Linked DNA regions of Homo sapiens: all the other regions are linked to region 6. A link is a contact called in ENCODE Hi-C or POLR2A ChIA-PET data. All regions are on one chromosome and are shown on one strand. Each heading gives the region's core, a stretch centred on a gene start or an enhancer-like site at or near the end of the contact. The rest is flanking DNA. Distances are from core to core; before and after follow the strand shown. Region 1 holds the start of GPR19 (G protein-coupled receptor 19). Region 2 holds the start of LRP6 (LDL receptor related protein 6). Region 3 holds the start of GSG1 (germ cell associated 1). Region 4 holds the start of FOXJ2 (forkhead box J2). Region 5 holds the start of LOH12CR2 (loss of heterozygosity on chromosome 12, region 2). Region 6 holds the start of GABARAPL1 (GABA type A receptor associated protein like 1).

What was found. A loop is a pair of places that touch in the nucleus more often than their neighbours do. ChIA-PET counts read pairs that join two places held with the same protein, here RNA polymerase II (POLR2A). Pooled maps may share reads with other maps.
Region 1: a pooled map shows a loop between it and region 6 (11-fold over the local background). The contact joins the promoter of GPR19 here to the promoter of GABARAPL1 in region 6. A Hi-C loop is called at or near these places in 1 of 168 maps with a recorded cell type or tissue (CD8-positive, alpha-beta T cell) and 4 of 50 pooled maps. POLR2A ChIA-PET finds 5 or more read pairs at or near these places in 1 of 52 experiments (activated CD8-positive, alpha-beta memory T cell).
Region 2: a map of naive thymus-derived CD4-positive, alpha-beta T cell shows a loop between it and region 6 (16-fold over the local background). The contact joins the promoter of LRP6 here to the promoter of GABARAPL1 in region 6. A Hi-C loop is called at or near these places in 2 of 168 maps with a recorded cell type or tissue (chondrocyte and naive thymus-derived CD4-positive, alpha-beta T cell) and 7 of 50 pooled maps. POLR2A ChIA-PET finds 5 or more read pairs at or near these places in 1 of 52 experiments (OCI-LY7).
Region 3: a loop to region 6 is called in a map of CD4-positive, alpha-beta memory T cell, with 11 times the contacts of the local background. The contact joins the promoter of GSG1 here to the promoter of GABARAPL1 in region 6. A Hi-C loop is called at or near these places in 2 of 168 maps with a recorded cell type or tissue (CD4-positive, alpha-beta memory T cell and ascending aorta) and 10 of 50 pooled maps.
Region 4: a map of sigmoid colon shows a loop between it and region 6 (10-fold over the local background). The contact joins the promoter of FOXJ2 here to the promoter of GABARAPL1 in region 6. A Hi-C loop is called at or near these places in 2 of 168 maps with a recorded cell type or tissue (gastrocnemius medialis and sigmoid colon) and 14 of 50 pooled maps.
Region 5: a map of tibial artery shows a loop between it and region 6 (9-fold over the local background). The contact joins the promoter of LOH12CR2 here to the promoter of GABARAPL1 in region 6. A Hi-C loop is called at or near these places in 2 of 168 maps with a recorded cell type or tissue (naive thymus-derived CD4-positive, alpha-beta T cell and tibial artery) and 14 of 50 pooled maps. POLR2A ChIA-PET finds 5 or more read pairs at or near these places in 1 of 52 experiments (activated naive CD8-positive, alpha-beta T cell).

The regions. Positions count from the first base shown.
Region 1 is chr12:12,694,106-12,697,432 of GRCh38, forward strand. GPR19 (G protein-coupled receptor 19) reads right to left here and starts at 2,078. Exons shown (of 4, transcript NM_006143.3): 1 at 1,960-2,078; 2 at 1,354-1,406. RefSeq lists enhancers at 1,826-1,985, 2,166-2,245.
Region 2 is chr12:12,265,357-12,268,844 of GRCh38, forward strand. LRP6 (LDL receptor related protein 6) reads right to left here and starts at 1,688. Exons shown (of 23, transcript NM_002336.3): 1 at 1,325-1,688. The coding sequence starts at 1,379. RefSeq lists a silencer at 1,379-1,688 and enhancers at 1,695-2,331, 1,869-1,918.
Region 3 is chr12:13,102,415-13,105,837 of GRCh38, forward strand. It overlaps GSG1 (germ cell associated 1), which reads right to left and starts at 1,253. Exons shown (of 7, transcript NM_001080555.4): 1 at 1,051-1,253. The coding sequence starts at 1,098. It overlaps LOC105369666 (a long non-coding RNA gene), which reads left to right. Exons shown (of 2, transcript XR_931369.3): 2 at 1-32.
Region 4 is chr12:8,030,988-8,034,227 of GRCh38, forward strand. It overlaps FOXJ2 (forkhead box J2), which reads left to right and starts at 1,729. Exons shown (of 11, transcript NM_018416.3): 1 at 1,729-2,846. RefSeq lists silencers at 1,414-1,563, 1,584-1,823.
Region 5 is chr12:12,355,211-12,358,400 of GRCh38, forward strand. It overlaps LOH12CR2 (loss of heterozygosity on chromosome 12, region 2), which reads right to left and starts at 1,857. Exons shown (of 2, transcript NR_024061.1): 1 at 1,718-1,857; 2 at 198-1,595. It overlaps BORCS5 (BLOC-1 related complex subunit 5), which reads left to right and starts at 1,868. Exons shown (of 4, transcript NM_058169.6): 1 at 1,868-2,299. The coding sequence starts at 2,242. RefSeq lists an enhancer at 1,653-2,331 and a silencer at 2,198-2,277.
Region 6 is chr12:10,210,839-10,214,136 of GRCh38, forward strand. GABARAPL1 (GABA type A receptor associated protein like 1) reads left to right here and starts at 2,039. Exons shown (of 4, transcript NM_031412.4): 1 at 2,039-2,381. The coding sequence starts at 2,292. GABARAPL1-AS1 (GABARAPL1 antisense RNA 1) reads right to left here. Exons shown (of 3, transcript NR_170310.1): 2 at 3,216-3,298; 3 at 2,811-3,124. RefSeq lists an enhancer at 1,276-1,818 and a silencer at 1,912-2,171.

The sequences.
Region 1 (3,327 bases), core at 828-3,327, 2.5 Mb after region 6:
TGGTATAGAGAAAAGCCAGGGCATTAGGATTTTTTTAAGCTCCCAAGGTGATTCTAATGTGTGGGCATGGTAGAGTACCTGTCTTTTTTTTTTTTTTTTTTTTTTTTTTTTGAGACGGAGTCTCGCTCTGTCGCCCAGGCTGGAGTGCAGTGGCGTGATCTCGGTTCACTGCAAGCTCTGCCTCCCGGGTTCACGCCATTCTCCTGCCTCAGCCTCTGGAGTAGCTGGGTCTACAGGTGCCCACCACCACGCCCGGCTAATTTTTTGTATTTTTTTTTTTTTAGTAGAGACGGGGTTTCACCGTATTTGCCAGGATGGTCTCGATCTCCTGACGTTGTGATCCGACCGCCTCAGCCTCCCAAAGTGCTGAGATTACAGGCGTGAGCTACCGCGCCTGACCCGGTAGAGTACCTGTCTTAAAGCTCCCTAAATACAGACGGACCTACGATGCACAGAGCATCCACAATTCAACTGATAGGTGGCATGTACTTTACACTAAGTTCTATGCTACCTCATTTTGTCATTACAATAATCCTATGGCACAGGCACTATTATCCTTATTTTATAAATTGAGAAACTGAGATTCAGACAGGACACACAGAGTGACTGGCAGACCCTAAAGTCAAAGCCCAGGTCTGATTCCCAATTGTACACACTTTATATGACATCATATCGAGATGTCATGCCTCTCAGAGCTGGATGATCCCACTCCCTAAAACAAGACACCCAGGCTTCAACCCTGAAATCCTATTCCATTGCCTCCATGGATTTTTCCTGCAGCATTTTCCTATGCACTTCACACATACAGCGCAGCTGCCAGGATATACTTTAGGCTGCCAAAATGAAATGAAGTCACTTTCTTGGTAAGTGATTACCATGCCTGGCTCTTTACTGAAGTACTTCCATTCTATATATTCACACTGGGATCCTTCTCCATCACTGCTAGCTTCAATCCTGTGGCTTTCCATATTTAGTTTTTCTTACAGATGAAGTGATACTCTTTACCTATCAGCCATTCCTTTGTTGGAGTAAAATTACGTATTCCATCAGCATTCTTCTGCCTTGTACTCCAGATAGTATACAAAGAATCAAATTATAGTAGCTAAGTGGCATAGAATTGCTGCCGATATCAAGATGGACTCTAATATCTAGTGAACTGGGAGGCTAGAGGCTAGAAGTATGTACTTCTGTAAGGTGTCAGTGACACATCTGAGTAATGTGGTAGCTAAATGCCACCATTTCATTCCATGAAATCCACATTTCATTCTGGCTAAAGGGTAAAGCTGGTGAGAGGTGGGAGGGGCCAGGAGGCTCCATCGGAAGGAGGCAGACACTTCAGGTGTTGGGTGGTACCTTTAAGATGTTGCGGGGCCAAATCCAATGCCGGTGCAGGTGTCCCATATATCCTGAGAGACAAAAAGAGGTCAGATTGGTCAGATCCCTCGAGACAGTTCCCAAATTCCTGACTTCTGTTACCGCGACTGTTCTTCGCAATTCCACCTCGGCCTGTGTTCAGGACTGTGGCTTTTAGAATCTTCCTCATTCCATTCCATTAGGGGCGTCCCGATTTCCACCTTATATACACCATGTACTAAATGCATGCCATTTCTGCCTGTTTACAAACATGCATAAGTTCACACTCTTTTAAGAAAAATGTCCTCTACTGTCAACTTCTTTCTAGTCTGGCCTCCCAGGTAGGCTACAGAGCTACTGCCTTCATTTATCTCTCAAATCTTCCCATCTTCTCCTTCCCACTGTATTACCTTAGCTCACACTCACATCCTCTTGGTCACCAGCCAAAAAATAAATAAAACTCCTTTGTCCCTTCAGATTTCTCTCTTATTCTACAACCTCATTAATCGGCTCTCCCGCTCCCACTCCTTTACTACTTCAGTCGCTGAAACCTCCCCTCACAGAGTTCACGGCCAATATAAAAACGGAAAGAAGGGATGACCATACGAGCTTGTGGACTTTTGCCTGCAAAATCTCATAGAATGTGGTGTTGTGTACGTGAATCCATCAGATCAACGCGACGGACACTCCCCAAGGGCCAAATCGGACCGCCTCTCACTAGGCGGAAAGTTTTGAAACTTTTGCGCGCTAAAAATGATGAGCCAGACGCATGCGCAAACGTGCACTCCCGGGGTGGCGCTTCTCCTCAGGCAGATCTCGCGTGGTTTGGTGATGGCCGGCTAGTATGAAGGTTTTCCGTGGCGTTGAGATCCCACCCGCCCTTTTTTTTTTTTTTTTTTTTTTTTTTTTTTTTTTTTGCTGCCCCAGTGGATTAGGATTAGTGCTGCAGTCAAATGAAAAAGATCAAGACAAAAAATTAGGCTAATATAACTAGCCGACAGGCTAGCGGCATTTCTCTGGGGCCGAGGAATTCCACGAAGAAGATCTCTGCGAGGCCCAGAAGGCCGCACAACTACTTCTTCAGAAACAAAATTTTTTAAAAAAGTAAAAATAGAGGAAGTCAGCCAGTTTATCACCTTGGAACCAGCGTTTTGTTTGGCTTTTCCGCTTTTCACTCTACGAAAAAGCCCATTGGCGGCTACCCAGGTTACCGTCCTGTTGCCATTGCGCCTGCGCGGCGGTTTGTTTACCAGTCCAGGCGAAGCGCTGTGTCGCGGTTCTCGCCGCCCCGAGCGCCTTGGTTTGCTCCCTTGACGTGTAATTCGTAATGAAAGTCATGTTTTCATTTGGGAACACGGATCGGAGGTTTAAAACTGGACAGTTTAAGTGTCAACTTCAGACCAAAGAAAATAATGGTAGGGAAAACACTGGACACTCAGAAATCGGTGCCGCGTCAGAGCTGTCACGGAAGATGTTTCTAATGAACCTGAGGAAAACAATAGCACCACCCTAACCAGAACTAAAAAGTGGCAAGCAGCCACAGTTAATGAAACTCATAGGTGGCATTTAGTTACTTATTTAGAATGTAGGCCTAGTTATGGTAAAAATGCAAATAAGACCAAACCTAAGGTCCTCTTGCTCGAGCAAACCTCAAGCAAAACCTACATGATTTAAGACTGACTCTTGAAGCGAAGTAAAAAAAAAAAAAAAAAAAAAAAAGCAGCCATGCAAAATTTGAAACTTGGAGACGACTCTAGAAGCATTAACCCAAGAAAGCACAAGCCAACAAACAAATTTTTGAAATGGTTTGAAGAGCTCTTCAAAGTCAGTTTCAGGTGGCTTAGAAGAGGATGTTGCTTATAAAATGAGATCTGATGGAAACTTGTTTTACAGATATGACTGGATTCGTTTGAAAACAAAAAAAAAGGCAGGCAAAGTGACTTTTTAAAAAGTATTTTTATGGAAGGATTTCTA
Region 2 (3,488 bases), core at 438-2,937, 2.1 Mb after region 6:
CAAACACAATGCTGCATTACTACAGAGTAACTGAAGAAAGTATTTCTCCTCCTCCAAAAAAAAACTCAATCATTCTCATCCGAAATACATATACACAGTACACGCAAAAATATACACCTGTCACAGACTATTAGTTACTATTAGTGTTCTGTAAACTTAAATTAGTTTGGAGAACTTAACAAAAGTTTAGCTTGTTAACACCTAAAAATCTCCAGCGACCAGCGGTCACATGCCTGAAAAGAACTTACTATGAACGCCAGTAAGAACTTTACCAAACCAAAACTACAAGCCACCGTATCGAGCAGTACTTAAATTCCTCTGCTGGTAAATGCTCCACAGCCATCACAGCCATCTCAAGTTCAACACTAAATAGTTTGAGAAGAGCTGCCGACGGGCCAGTCAAAAATCTTTGTGAACTGTCACAAAAGTCACAGAGCATGTGTCAGCTTTGCAGTCCAATTCAAAACATCATAGTGCCATCGAATTCAAGCGATTCCCAGAGCAAATTATCTCGAACAGCCTATGCAATTTACCAAAGTGCCAAGCAGTCCCCAGGGGTGCAGAGCAAATTATCATTTTGGTCCCAGGACCGGCTCCTCTTCACACGAGGATGAATTTCCCTACTTAGTGCCAACTGTACACTTGCATACTCCGAAAATAGGGGCAAGCCGTGAATACCAGAGGTTACAAGGGCAATGTTTTATTTTATTATGGGCTGAAGCTCAGAAGGCTCCCAATGCTGAAACGCTCGACCTATAACCCCGGAGTCACTTTCCAACTGCGCTCTCACCCAGGGTCATTATATCCCAAACGGAAGCCAATCATTACCTGTAACAAGGCCTGGAAAAAATAGCAAGAGGGCTTTAAAAGTTCACCTAAGAAACACCGAAACGGGGTGGGGAGTGGGTGGCGGGGCTTCGATGGATAAGGCCAACCTTAAAGCATCTCGGACTCAAACATTTTAAAAGCCAAAATACGTACAAAGACCCTTTTCCCTGGAAGACCCCAGGCAGAGAGAGGCACACAGACACTCAGTCATCCCGACAGCATGGGGTGCCAAGGGTTCCCTAAGACCAGCAGCCGGGATCGAAGCTCCGATGTGTCCGGGGAAGGTCTGGGAAGCCAGGCCAGGTCCGCATTGTGGCCGGGCGGTGCACGCAGCCCCTGCTCCCGGGCCCCTTTCTCTCCCCCTCCCCACGACCAGGCCTCTCCCCGCTCCTCTCCCCTTCTCCCTTCCTCCGTCCCTCCCCTCCCCCTAGACACATACAACAAGGCCACCTCCCCCCGAACCCCACCAACTTTCCAGTGCCCCCACTCTTCCCACCTCTCAGGAGCACACAGAAGCTGCAGGCCAGGAGGCTCCTCAGGACGGCCCCCATCTTCCCTTCTCGCGTTCTCTTCTCTCACCGGCGAGGGGTGGCCAGAAGTGGGGGAGGCGAGGAGCCGGGGCGGCCGCCGCAGCGGCAGGGCTGCACGCTCATACTTCCCAGCTTCCCAGCGAGAGAAGAAAGAAAGGGGCACGTCAAGGTTCCGCGCGCGCCGCCGCCGCCCTCTCTACCGCGCCGCTCGGCCCCGGGCTCGCGCGACGCCAGCGTCTGCTTCCATCCCGCCGCCTCCTCCCCCGGCGCCCCGCTTCCCCCGCGCAGCTCCTCATTCAGCCTCTGCCTCGCGCAGCGGCGCAGGGATACGGTCGGCACCGCCTCCTAGGGTCGCCGCGACCGTGTCCCTGCGCGCAACGAGCCCCTTCTCCCGGTACTGCCTCCTGTACGGCCAGGGAAGGGAGTCGGCAACCGCACGCACAGCCTCTGCCTGAGACCCTGGGAGAGGTTCTGGGCTAGCAGAGGCGAACTGGGAGGGAAAGCCTCCTCCCGGTGGCGCATTCCAGCGGGATTCTTTCCCGGACCGGCCGCTTCGGCCCTCCCCGCGGAGGGCGTGAGGCGGCGTTGAACAACATTGGAGCCGGCGTGGTCGGGACTACTTTCTGCGGCTCGGCCGGGCAGCCGTCTGCCCCGCTCTTTGTGCGGCCGCCGCCGGCAGGGCCAGGTGGGGCTCCGGTCTCGCGCCCCCAGCCACCTGAGACTGCCCAGCCGCGGTGCACGCGCGGGGAGCCACGGCGGATCCCGTTGCGGGGTGATGAGCTCCGTCTTCGGGGTTGGAAATCGGTTTCAGCATCCTTTTTTTGGGAGGGCGGAATTTTTGAACGCTGTTTACACCGGCTTTCAGCGTGGATCTGGTGAACGATATTAAAACGCCAATTCAAAACTGAGATTGTCATTTTTCTCCCGCCTTCCCAGAAATACAAACTGCCCCCAGAATTAAGCCCGACCAGCTAAAGATTTCTAAACTGGCAGATAAAATTCCAAGATAAATGCCTCAAAACCTAAGAGCAAAGGGACAATTGGACAAGACTATTTAGGATTTTACAAGTTGCATATAATAACGAATGTTTGGCATGCTTCGATTATCAATTCTCAGCTTGAGAAGGAAAAGATTCCCTAGAATCTCAGACTGTGCACAGCCTCTGCTACTCCCAGTGCATTGGGCATTCAGGAGTAATGGCCCAGACGCCCCCTGAAATCACCTGCCAGGCTTTCGTCTGGGCAGAGGCGCTCCAACAGTTAACCCTAATGGAGCCATCAGATGCATCCTGCCCAGCTGTCACACGCCCTTACCTGGAGGCAGATGGGCAAGAAAGTGGAGCTGCTACCACAATGTTAACAAGTACCTCAGTGACATTGGAGTTCACTAGTGCTTGAACACAAGTTATCATATTTGACACTCAAAACTACCCTGGGGAAAGGCAGGTTTTGTTACTTATTCTTTATTGCACAGAGGAGCAAAATGAGAACCTGAGAGGTTAATGACTTACCCAGGGCCACTCAAGTAATGAATAGCAGTACCTCAGCCCAATCCAGGTCTCTGACTTAAGCCACTCCGCTCCTTCCAAGAAATGCGCGCTGAACCAAAGGTGCTGCAGGTTTGTAAGTAGATGGACAGCAGAAACAGCCAAATCACTTTCTCCCAAATTCACCTGAGGTCTAGTCACCGTTTATTTAAATGACCTGCTTCTAAGAACCAAGTGAGTTTTGTATTCTGGCTTCCTCAAAGCAGGAAACTGGGCCGGGGGCGGGTGGCTCAGGCCTGTAATCCCAGCACTTTGGGAGGCCGAGGCGGACAGATCACGAGGTCAGGAGTTCGAGACCAGCCTGGTCCAACATGGTGAAACCCCCGTCTCTACTAAAAATACAAAAAAAATTAGCCGGGCATGGTGGCACACGCCTGTCATCCCAGCTGCTCAGGAGGCAGAGGCAGGAGAATGGCTTGAATCCAGGAGGCGCAGGTTGCAGTGAGCCGATATCGCGTCATTACACTCCAGCCTGGGCAACAGAGCAAGATTGCGTCTCAGAAAAAAAAAAAAAAAGAAAAGAAAGTTAACCTTCACTTTCACAGGCCCCTTCCAATGTCTGGGGAGGGGCCTTTATGGTATG
Region 3 (3,423 bases), core at 3-2,502, 2.9 Mb after region 6:
TAAAGAACAATAATAAAATTTATTCTAAGCCATGACTGGCTTTTTCTGTCATGTTCACATCCACTTCTTTGTCATCTATTCACTTGGGGCTGCTTCTGAATTAGGGAAGCTGCCTGAACCCACACTCCGATGGCTCTTCAGAACCACCAGCTCAGCTCTGCAGTCCCAGAAGTGCCTCTTAAGTTATCCTGTTCTTTCCTTTGAGATCCTAACTTCCAGCTGGTCAACAACATACCACATTGCTCCCTGTGTTGGAGTGTATGTACGTGTGTGTGTGTTTGTGTATGTGCTAGTTTGCTGGCTAATTGCAAGCTTCATTTTTCTCTCCTGAGAAAGGCAAGATATCTGAGAATGAACACCATTTGTTTTTTTAAGTAATCCTTAGAGCTGAAAGTTGGGAGGCTGGTCGTTTCTGAATGTAGGTCAAATGCTAAACAAGCCGCAACTTCTCTGCAGAGTGTGAGAGTCTTCCTGGTCTGGAAGGATCCCTGAAGATTCTGCTGGATTCTCTGAGACGAGAAAGAGCTTGACTGTGTGTTGTCCTTCCCAGTTCCAGATCAGAGCTGCCTTCCAGCAGGACCTTGGGGATGCCCCACTGTTCTCTGGCATAGAGCTTGATGTCTGCTCTTTCAGCTCACTGGGGTGACACACAGCTCTATTGTTGCCACCGCTACTGGGCCTTTACCAGGCTCCAGATTTTGGCAACGGGAATAATGCAGATGAAAGGAAAAAAGGAGAGGCATAGGGAGCCCTGGGAACAGAAAGGAGAAGGAAGATGATGAGACAAGGGAAGAAGAAATGGAAGTTTTAATGAAGGAAGATGAAAAGGTAATAGGCCAAGGTATGGACATACCAGTTTTATCTATGAAAACTGGGCTGAGTGACACATTTTCATTCCATTTTGTAGAACCCTATAGTGCATTTCCAAGCTCTTTACTGTGACCATGTGAAATACATGAAATTGATGAGTTAGTGTAACCTGTGTTACAAATCCAGCAGTAAAGATATGTGTATGAGATGTTCATGAGATTTCAAAATCACTGTACCTACCTCCTGGGTGAGGCAAACATTTTGAGTCAGTTGAGAGGGATCGCTCATTCACTCTTGCAGCGGGAAGGCAGAGAAGTTTCAGTTTATCTTCTGTTCTGTCTCAATCAGTTGGGTAGAATGAGTGTTTAGCGTGAGGATGAATCAGGTCCCCTCTTGCCAGCAGAGGGGTAAGGTGGTGTGTGGTGGATTGGAGAGGATGTCCTGAGGGCCAGACACCAGCCAGGGCGGGGTTGGGTGACCCGTGGGGTTTATTCTGTGATGTCACAACGGCAGTCAGGGGTCTCCCTGTTGCTCCCTCAGCCTCCTCCCATAAGGATTGGGGGGGGTCATGCTGGGTACCTACCAGTGGCTGGATGTCTTCTGAGGTCGTCCAGATCAGTGCTTATCTTATTGTGCATAAGATTCACCTGGGGAACTTAGTCAAGTGCAGATCCTGACTTAGTCAAGTGCAGAGTCTGGGATGGCTCTCACGTGAGTCCAGCCAGACCACACTGAGTTGTGAGACTCTAGACCAGTGCTGTCAAAGCAAAATGCAATGTGGGCAGCATATGTCATTTAAAATTTTCTGGTAGCCACATTAAAAAAAGTAAATTGGACACACATACTGTGATACAGCAATCATATGTTATACAATACTATGTTTAAAATGTAGCCCTCCCCACACAATAAAGTTGGGTTTAATGAAAAATATTTTATACTACTTTCATTTTAAAATTAAAATTTAGTGAATTCAAATTACATAAAATTAGAAATTCAGTTGCTCAGTTGCACTATCCATATCATAAGGGCTCCACAGCCACACATGGCAAGTAGCTACTGTATTGGATGGCACAACTCAAGGCCATTCCCTGAAAAGGTAACAATGTACAGAAATTACCATTCTAAAGGGCTAGTATCTGGAAACCCAGCAAACATTCACTAACATCATTTTAATGAATACATAATTAGTGTTTGGGGACTGTTAATATGGAGGCATAACTCTCGGAGACTGGAAGAGGGCCTCATCCAGGATTCCAGCTAACAGTCTGGATGGGGCCCTCTGCCCTGTGAAACCTGTCACACTCAGTCCTCCTCTGAGCTTTTGCCAGGGTTCCCCTCACTGGGATCCCTTCCTTCTCCTTGCTGCCCTGCCTAAATCTTACACAACCTCAGGGCACATGATTCCAGTCTCACTACCTTGTGGCTCTAGCCCTCCTTACTCCCCATTTCCTCTTTGCTCATACAGCATGCCTGCTTTGCTTTTGGTGTGTTAGTCTGTTTCTCTCGTGAAATTCTAAGCTGCTTGAGGACAGAATCTGGTTTTTTACTTCTATCGTGCTTAATATAGTGCCAAGGGCATAGTAGCTGCTCAAGAAATATTTATTATTTTATTTAATGACCTAAACTACCTAAGGAAGTATCTAAGAGAGAACATCGGATCTCGAAGTGCCAATAACTTCCCCAATGGAACAACATGCCTTATTTTTGGCACATCTTAAATTGATCAAGATGTCCGTTATAAGTTAATTTATAAATTTAATACAAATAACCATGAGTATTTTAAAAGACCAACACAAGTTGATATTAAAGTTTATATGGGAAAAAAATACACAAGACTAGCTAGGAAAACCCTGAAAAGGAAGAGCTCTGAGGTGGTGCTAGCCCTAATTGATATAAAGCATACTACAAAGCCTCTATGATTAAAACAACATGGCACATGTATACATATGTAACAAACCCGCACGTTGTGCACATGTACGCTAGAACTTAAAGTATATTAAAAAAAACAAAAAAACCAAAAAAAAACAATGTGGTACTGGTGCATGACTAGACAAACAGGCCAATGGAAGAGAACAGAAAGTCTAGAGATAAACACAGCTATGTATAGACTTCCAGTATAGGACAAAGGTGATATCTGTAATCACTGGGGCACAGATGATTTTTTTAAGAAATGTTGTTGGGATAAACTAGATAGCCATTTAGAAAAATATAAATTATATTTATTTAAAAATCATATACAAGAATAAACTCTAGATGGACTAGAGATCTGAATTTTAAAAATGAGATTATGGCCGGATGCTTAATCCCAGCACGTCAGGAGGCCGAGGCAGGAGGATAACTTGAGCCCAGGAGTTCAAGACCAGCCTGGGCAACACAGTGAAACCTTATTGCTACGAAAAGTACAAAAATTAGCTGGGCGAGGTTGTGAGCGCTTGTAGTCCCAGCTACTTGGGAGACCGAGGTGGGAGGATTGCTTGAGCCCGGGAAGTTGAGGCTGCAGTGAGCCATGATCCTGCCACTGAACTCCAGCCTGGGCGATGCTGGGTGACAGCGCAAGACTGCCTCAAAAAAAGAAAAAAAAAAAAAAAAGAGAGAGAGAGAGAGAGAGACATA
Region 4 (3,240 bases), core at 479-2,978, 2.2 Mb before region 6:
GCTGGAGTGCAGCGGCACGATCTGGGCTTACTGCAACCTCCGTCTCCCAGTTTCAAGTGATTCTCCTGCCTCAGCCTCCCAGGTAGCTGGGATTACAGGCACGCACTACCACGCCTGGCTAATTCTTTTTTTTTTTTTTTTTTTTTAGACGGAACCTGGCTCTGTCGCCCAGGCTGGAGTGGAGTGGCGCGGTCTCGGCTCACTGCAACCACCGCTTTCCGGGTTCAAGCGATTCTCCTGCCTTAGCCGGCACTACAGGCGTCCGCCACCGCGCCGGGCTAATTTTTGTATTTTTAGTAGAGACAGGGGTTTCACCACGTTGGCCAGGCTGGTCTCCAATTCCTGACTTCAAGTGATCCCCCCGCCTCGGCCTCCCAAAGCTTTGGGATTACGGGCGTGAGCCACTGCGCCTGGCCTCCTATTATCTTATGTGCTATAAAGTAGAGAGTAGGCCGGGCCGTGTTTCCTGCCTGTAATCCCAGCACTTTGGAGGCATAAAAAGGGAGAATAGTTTAAACCCAGGAATTAAAGACCAGCCTCGGCAGCATACTGAGACCCTGCCTCTATTTAAAAAGAAGAAAAAGATAAAGAAAGAAAGGAAAGAAAGTAGGGTAGTTTGATAAAAGTTTAAAAAGCCTGAGTATGGGCCGGGCGCGGTGGCTCACACCTGTAATCCCAGCACTTTGGGAGGCCGAGGAAGGTGGATCACGAGGTCAGGAGTTCGAGACCAGCCTGGCCAACTTGGTGAAACCCCATCTCTACTAAAAATACAAAAATTAGCCGGGCGTGGTGGCGCGCGCCTGTAATCCCAGCTGCTCCGGAGGCTGAGGCATCCCAGCTGCTGGGGAGGCTGAGACAGAAGAATCGCTTGAACCCGGGAGGCGTAGGTTGCAGTGGGCCCAGATCGTGCCATTGCACTCCAGCCTGGGCAATAAGTGAAACAACACCTCAAAAAAAAAAAAAAAAAAAAAAAAAAAGCCAGAGTATGAAATATATGAGAATTTGCAGCAGAATAATATGACTTCAGGATGTGACAGCTGTAAAGGGTAAGCAGGCCAAGTATCAAGGTCCCTTCTTCGCTGAGCAAGATTGCGGAGAACAAGGGCCATGCACAAGTTTAGGAAGCTGAAACAAGGAACAGGACCCAGATCTTCTGATGTTTATTTCACCGTTACACGCTCATTTATCATGTATCCACTCATTCAAGGAGCATTTACTGAATTCCAGGATGATATAAGGGTAACATATAAACTTCACCCCAATCTTCACCTCAATGCTCATGATCCTTTATAAATTATCTCGAGGGAAAGAGAAGCCCATCAAAGACAGTCCTGAGAAAGCTGGGGCTGTTCATCTGTATACGGAGTTTAACAGAATGAAACGCCGGAGTTGGGGTGTCAGCTGGAATTGACGGTATACGGTGCGCACTAGGGACTCTCCCGACGGGGAGCAGTGAGTTGTCATCCCGGGTAGACGGCGAACTCCCGGAGCCACGCGGCCGCAGGTGGGCGAGGGCGGCGAGATCCCTCGCCGGCGTGAGAGCGGCCGTGGCTCTCCAGGCGGAGCGCACACCGGGTAGCGAGGCTCGCGGCTCGGCGCTGCCCGCGGCTCGGCGTCTCCCGGCTCCTCCTTAACCCGCGCCGGGAGGCGGTGGCGGCAGCGGCCGGCGGGCGGGGGAGGGGGAGGGGCGCGGAGCGCGGCGCGGAGGCCGGGGAGGAGCCGGGGCCTGCAGCGGAGCCGAGCCGAGCCCGAGCCCGCGCCGAGCCCTGACACTGTCTGCCCGCCTTCTGGCTCCCCGGGAGCCCAGACTGGTCGGAGCCCGAGCGGTGGCAGCGCGGGGAGCCCCACGCGCCGAAGGGAGCGGACCCGACAGGACGGCCCTAGAGGAGGTGCTGCCGCCACAGTAGCAGGGACCGGAGTCTCGAGCCGCGGCCTCCCGGACCGTGCTGCCCAGGCCAGCTCAGGGACAGCCGGGAGTACGAAAGCCCCACCCTCTGGGGCACCCCGGGAGCGGAGGCGGGAGCGGGGACGCGAGCAACCTCTCCCCCTGTTGGAGAGAAAAGACCCTTACCACTCGGGTGAGGGAAAGAAGAGACCCCTGGAGGGGACGCCTCTCTCCTGCCTAGAGGCGAGGAAGACCCCTGTACTGGCCGGGGAGGAGACCCCCAGAAGTGGAAAGAAGGGAGCTTTCCGTAGGGAAGCAGAGTGAGACCACCCTAGCGCGCCCCCGCCCCTCCAAACACACACTCTCAACAGTTCAGGACTTTGGAGGCAAAGAGAGACGGGGCTGTGCCTGTGGAGTAGGCACCCTCGGCCCACCACTATTCACAGGAGACAGGAGTCCTTACGTTCAGAAGCCACTCCAGGGAAAGAAGAGGAATCGGCTTTCAGCCTTCTGGAGAGGGGAAGACCTCCCCCTCAACTTCCTCGTGCCTAGACAGTGGAACGGGGTGGAGCCCCTCCGCTCCTATCTCCAGCAGACAGAAAGAGCCCTCCACCTCAGAAAGATCCAGTTTGGGGGGGAGGGGAACTCCCCCAAGGGGGAGGAGACAACTCCTGGTTGGGAGAGGCTCCTCCCCTCCTCCCCCGGGTAACAAGCAGGGTGTGGGGGGTGTGCCACCTTCCCCAAGTAGGACCTCCTTCTCCTCCCCCTCCCCCTCCTCCAACCTTGACTCCTCATCCTCAGGGGACCCAGTTCCCCTCACCAACTTGGGAGGCTCAGCCTCGTCCAGGAAGAGCCACTGAGGATGAGAGCCGTCACCTGCCTCTGAAGAGGGGAATCCCTCCAACCCCAAACTCCAGTACCAGGTGGTTCCCTCCCTTTGCCGGAGGAACCTTGGAGACAGGTTAGTGCTTTCTTTCATCTTCTCTCTGTCATTGTCTGGCACTAGTGGGTGTAGGGGGTTGAGCTGGTGGATCGTGGGTTTCACTGCCGGGGAAGACAGAGTGATGACTCAGAAAATCCAATGGGAAATGTGATCCAAGGGAGCTCCTGGATTTGAACCCACATCTTGCTGCAGAAGCTCTGAGAAATGGGTTTCTTAGTGTTTGGGGACTAAAGGGATGGGATTCATTTTAGGTCCCTTAGGGAAGTGGATGTTTTCATGCTGAGGAAAAGGGTTATCGGAAAACAGCTGCATTTTGAGAACATGCATACTGTGTAGCAGTGATTTACACAACCCAACCAGTGGTAAGATTCCCATACCACCCTTCACCCTTGGGCCTTTTCCCCTGGAGAGT
Region 5 (3,190 bases), core at 607-3,106, 2.1 Mb after region 6:
AGTGCTGGGATTACAGGCGTGAGCCACCGCACCCGGCCTGACAGGCCTTTTTCATATTGAATAATGTTGTCAAGGTTACTCTATGTTGTAGCATGTATCAGTATGATTTCATCCTTCCCTCATTTTGGCTGAATAAATATTCCATGATTACCACACTTTATTTATCCATTCATCAGTTGATGCGACAGACTATCCTTTTAAGAATGAAATGTTTATTCAAAAGGAAGCATAAAAAACACCATCACATCAGTATGGACTGGTGTATGGAACACAAGACAAATATACTTTTATGTGGAAAAGGGGAAACAAGAACCAGAATGAGTTATTCTCCATTCCTCACCCCTTTTACCTCCTCTCTCACCTTCCCCTCAAAGAGGAAATCTGGGAGGGGATGCAAGGACTCTCCAAAAGGGAATGGTCTCACTGCTTAGTGGGCCCTTCCCAGTCCCATCAGCCTGGTGTGGTTTATGTAAACCTCAAGACTAGTTAGACACAACTTTCTAGAAGCCTGCCCTGATCTCTCAGGCAGTTTTTAGTTCTATCTTCATATTCCCAGAGAACACTGTACTTAGATTCATTTGCATTTTTCTCATTGTATTGCAATGGTGAGCAGAGGAAAGAGCATCAGATAGTCCTAAATAGTTCGACCACTGACCACCTGCTGACCATGGAGGAGTCACCTACTTACAGGCTGCAGGGTTGTTGTGAAAATTAAATAAGGTAAAATAGGGGAAATTATTGTGATATAGTAGAGTGGAAGGGACTTAAAAATCATTTAGTCAACTTGACACTTCTTCTGAGACTTTTTTTTTTTTTTTTTTTTTTGAGACGGAGTCTCGCTCTGTCGCCCAGGCTGGAGTGCAGTGGCGCGATCTCGGCTCACTGCAAGCTCTGCCTCCCGGGTTCACACCATTCTCCTGTCTCAGCCTCCCGAGTAGCTGGGACTACAGGCGCCCACCATCATGCCCGGCTAATTTTTTGTATTTTTTAGTAGAGACGGGGTTTCACCATGTTAGCCAGGATGGTCTTGATCTCCTGACATCGTGATCTACTCGCCTCAGCCTCCCAAAGTGCTGGGATTACAGGCGTGAGCCACCCCGCCTGGCCAGAGACTACATTTTATACATATAAAATCTCAAGGCATTTACTTGAAATTTCTTGACGCAGACAATGTAATATAAAATGAGTTGCAAAGTTCGGAGAACGCTAGAGCCAGCTAACTCCTTGATGGCATTGCATTGCTAGGTCTACTTTCTTGCCCTAGCAAAAATGGCAGTTTCCTTTCTGGATTACTCCCTCCTCACCTTCTGTTAGTTTCAGAGTGACTTGTTGATAACTGCCAAGGTCCCCAGAAAGCGCCTAGCCAAAAAGGTTCTTCACTTCTCTTTAAAGATGTGCACTCCCTAATACATGAAACAGCATTTTCTATTTCTTAATTTTTCTCTCATTTCCAGCTGCTGCTTTCACCGTCTTCTGGTATTTTTTTGTTTGGTCGTCCACTGCTAAACTCCCAGCTCTTCAGAATTCAAAATGAGCTTTGCATCCAAGCTGTTGTGGGTTCGAATCCTGGGTCTATCTAGCGTTTCTTTCTCCATCTGTAAAACAGGGTTAAAAATACCTATTTTGTAAAGTTGTTCTCACATGTGGGTATTGAAGAGCTTAATAGTGTGGGTGGTGTTTTAAAGGTGACGCATCCTTACAACAGGAAAGGGCTTACCCTCTTCCGCAGTTCTGGCTTCGAGGAGGTCAAGCCCTTTAAGGTGGCATCGCCCTAAGTCGCAGGAGCGGGTCTCTCCGCCCCTCCCTCGGGCCGGGGGGCGGGGCCTCCTAATCCGGAACTGAAGGTCTTGCGTAGCCGGCACCGCCCATCTGCGTCCCGGAAGGAGCGAGCTTGCGGAGCGTGAACCAGTGAGTGAAAGCGGCGCCGCCCGCCGGCCGCAGGTGCGGCAAAGCCAGTGTCATCTGCCGGTTCTCTTAGGGCTCCCGGAAAGAAGGAGGGCTAGCCGCGTGCGTTCGCGCCGCGCCTCCTTGCGTTTCTGTTCCCCAAATAGGGCCTCTCCTTCTCCCGCCGCCCAGGCCCCTGCGTGGGCTGGACGCGTCAGCCCCACACATTAGCCTCGCTGCGGCGCCCAGACTCTGCTTTGCCTCCCCGTCCCGGTCCCTGGCCCCTGCCCTGTCGCCCGCCGCCGGAGCGGTGACCGCCCGGCCCGCCGTTCTTCTGCTGCCACCGCTGTCGGCACCATGGGCAGTGAGCAGAGCTCCGAGGCCGAGAGCCGACCCAACGATCTGAACTCCTCAGGTCGGTGTCCTAACCTCCCACCCTCCTCCAGCCCGCCCTGTCCCCTTGCAGAGCGGGCTGCCTCCCAGACTAGGGTCAGGGACTGCGGACGGGAACGCACAGAAAAAGCCTTCACCGTGCTAGTAGGAAAAAAAAAAAGTCACCATCTGTCCTGGCCTCGATTCCCCTGATGGAAGTGCGTGTGACTGCAAGCTAAGCCAGCGTGGGCGCCAGTGCCCTTATTTATTTTCAAAACAGCCGTTTCTCCCAGCTACAGCCTCCTGTTTAAAAGACGAGCTAATTAATTTTTGGCTCTAGTGCTCATGGCTGATGTAGTGAGATTTGGCTCACACAGTGGATGGATTATAGGACCTCTAAGAACAGTCTGTTTCTTAAAAACGGGTGTTAGAGGTTCCTTTTCTGAAGGGATATGTGATAGGTGTCCACTTGCTTTGAACCCTTTAGTGCAAAGGTCTCCAGAAACAGCTTTTTCTTCTCAGAAGGTGTCTTGGTCCGTTTTCTAATCTTGTAGAGGTTGGCCAGACAGCAGGCACTGGTGTTTTCCATTGTTGTTCTCTGTCCATGATTTTTAGACTTCTCTAAGCGTTTGAGACAAGAATGGGAGGATTATTGTGTTTGCAATACAGTGAGTGTTCAATAAATAGATAAAGCAGCTGATGTTTAATTGAGGACCATTTGCTGCTTTTTTTGTTACCCACACGCTAGGACAGCTGGGAGTGCTTTGGTTAAGCTCCGGGGTTGCTAACGCAAATTGGTTAAATCTGGGGCCTAAAAAGAGTCGCCGATTTTAGAAGTTCTCTGTTCTTGATAGGAGCTGTAATTCAGAAATAGGCAAGCTAATAGATCTAAGGGTGTTTCACTTTAAGGTGTGACTTTCAAGACTAGTTCAGA
Region 6 (3,298 bases), core at 789-3,288:
TTTCACGTGCTAGCCAGGATGGTCTCGATCTCCTGACCTCGTGATCCACCCACCTCCGCCTCCCAAAGTGCTGGGATTACAGTCGTGAGCCACTGCGCCCGGCCTCATTTTAGTTTTGATGCAAATATAGTTAAACCCTCCCGGGTTCTCCCTTCCGGGTTCAAGTGATTCTCCTGCCTCAGGCTCTCGAGTAGCTGGGGACTACAGGCGAGCGCCACCAGGCTCAGCTAATTTTTTCTGTATTATTAGTAGAGACGGGGTTTCACTCGTCTCATGTTGGCCAGGATGGTCTCTATCTCTTGACCTCGTGATCCACCCACCTTGGCCTCCCAAAGTGCTGGGATTACAAGCATGAGCCAACGCGCCCGGCCTATTTTTATTTATTTATTCTTTTTGAGACAGAGTCTTGCTCTCTCTCCCAGGCTGGAGTACAGTGGGCGATCTCAGCTCACTGCAGCCACTGCCTCCCGGATTCAAGCGATTCTCCTGCCTTAGCCTCCACAGTAGCTGAGACTGTAGGAGCGCGCCACCATGCCTTGTTAATTTTTGTTTTTTCTGTAGAGACAGGGTTTTGCCATGTTACCCAGGCTGGTCTTGAACTCCTGAGCTCAAGCGATCCTCGGCCTGGGCCTCCCAAAGTGCTGGGAGAACAGACGTGAGCCACCGCGCCTGGCCCCCTGTGGGTGTTTTTAAAATTAGAGACACTGAGACCCCGACTGAAGAAGATAGGCCACGGGGCTGCTGTTATCTAATATTTATCAGAACTCACCCGACTTGTATGGGCAACGCAGCCCCTTTTCACTGTTCTTTTTCTTTGCAAACTCCACAGTCCTCCCTGTCGCTGCCCTACAGTACTGGTTGGAAGGTCTTTCTTCTTTGACTCTAGGTGGGGAAATCCAGAACGAGGCTTCGCCTCACCTGCCCTAATGCCCAATCTTCTACTAGCATTCCAGGCAGCGCTTTCTAGTCACGTGAGGGATACCTAACCACTGGAACTAAATAAGATGTGGGGGAACAACTGAGGTCATCACCTAAATTGCTTGATACTCTCTTTTCCAGAAGACGAGCCCCCTTTCTGAGTTTATGGCAGAAAGTGAATCCCTCCCTCCCTCCCTTCCTTTCTTTTTCTGTAAGACGGTGTTTCGCTCTTGTTGCCCAGGCTGGAGTGCGACGCCGTGATCTCCGCTCGCCGCAACCTCCGCCTCCCGGGTTAGAGCGGTTCTCCTGCCTCAGCCTCCAGAGTAGCTGGGATTACAGCCATGCGCCACCACGCCCAGCTAATTTTGTATTTTTAGTAGAGACAGGGTTTCTCCATGTTGGTCAGGCTGGTCTCGAACTCCTGACCTCAGGTGATCCGCCCGCCTCGGCCTCCTGGGATTACAGGCGTGAGCCACCGCGCCCGGCTAGAAAGTGAATCATTTCTATATTTGATTGTACGTGAAGCCCTCGGTAGTCCTTACTGACATCATGTCTCCTTTAGACTTTGATTACACTCCGTGTCCTTCATCTGACTCCTCTCTTCAGATTCCTGAGTCACGCTCTGTTTATGTTGCTGTTCAGGAGCGAACTGCGGCACCGCCCAAACACTGTGACGCCAGCGCGGGAGGAGGGCCGCGGGAGGGGCAGCGGAACGCGCAGAGGGCACGGTGCAAGCACGGGACAGCTCTGCATTGGCCAAAGGGATCCCAGGAGGCCTGGCCCTCTTTTCTCCTGAGGCTGGATCCCAACCAGCAGGAAAAGGCTGGATTTTCGCCTTTTGTATTTGTTTTGGGGCCCAACCAAGAAAAACAGTGGAGGGGGAATAAAACATGTTTAAATCTTTTTTTTGTCTTAAAACCATCTTTAATTTCACAGTCACAAAATAAAACATAACTCGAATGTTTTGATGTTTGCAGTGACATCGATTGTGAAAAAGGTTAGCCAGAAAGGAAACGCAGTGAGACAGAGCGCTCGGCCACCCCCTGCCCTGGGCGCCTGGCGCATGGGGGGCGGGGCGGGGCTCGCGGGGTGACGTCACAGCCCGACGCGCCACCCAGCTGTTTTTGTGCTCCCAGCTCTAGCGAAAAGCCGCCGGTATTTCTCCATCTGGCTCTCCTCTACCTCCAGGCAGGCTCACCCGAGATCCCCGCCCCGAACCCCCCCTGCACACTCGGCCCAGCGCTGTTGCCCCCGGAGCGGACGTTTCTGCAGCTATTCTGAGCACACCTTGACGTCGGCTGAGGGAGCGGGACAGGGTCAGCGGCGAAGGAGGCAGGCCCCGCGCGGGGATCTCGGAAGCCCTGCGGTGCATCATGAAGTTCCAGTACAAGGAGGACCATCCCTTTGAGTATCGGAAAAAGGAAGGAGAAAAGATCCGGAAGAAATATCCGGACAGGGTCCCCGTGAGTGTAGAGGAGCGGAGGGGATGGGAGGGGAAGGGCCCGCGGGGGCGGGGGCGGGTAGTCGAGATGGCTTCCCTGGGGCGCCCAGGCGGCTCTGGAGAAGGGAGGTTCCGAGAATTACTTAATCCTGAACGCCCTTCAGTGCCAGAGCCAATGGACGTCCAGACTGTAGAGCTTTTAAAACCCCGTATGCCTGGGCCCCGAACCCCACTTCAGGGCTGACGGCGTTTTGGGGGCCGAGCCGCCGTCTTCAGTGACTCAGCAACCCACACACGGTCTCAGCAGCTGAGACCGTGTGTGGGTTGCGGTGCACAAAATAGGGCCCCTGTGGGCGAGACTGGTTAGATCGGGGCCATGGATTGGCTGCCTTTAAGAACGCAGGGACATTGTGCTGTGCGGTGAGGTTTGCGCAAACCCAGTCGATTTCTGCCTTGGCTGGTTCTCCTTTAATGAAGTTGACTTTGGCTCTCATATCATTGGTCTTGGGACGAAAAGGTTCAGAAGCTATTCAGTAATTTTCTTGCATTACAGGGGGTTAGGGGAGCACAAGACAGTCCTGGCCTGGAAAACAAGGTCACGTTCTCTGCCCAACAGCCCTCTTGCCTCATCGTTCTAGGCTCCGGGGCTTGTGTGGGGACAGCCAGCCTCCTCGTGTTGATTTCTGATCACCTGGTACCTGGTCGCGATAAGGCAGGACTGAGACGTTTTTTCTCCGTTTTGGACACCGGCTTAAGTAGTTAAAACTACCGCAGGCAGTGAGTAGGAACAGAAAAGTATTAGGTATCTTTCAGCATCCGGGCGTTTTCCCCATTACCCCCTCCCCCGCCCACTTGCCTGGTGTTTCTCTAATGCAGGCTGCGCAGCCGAATTGGAGGGCAGAATATGGCTTAAGTGGTAGGGGGACCAGCAGCTGTTGG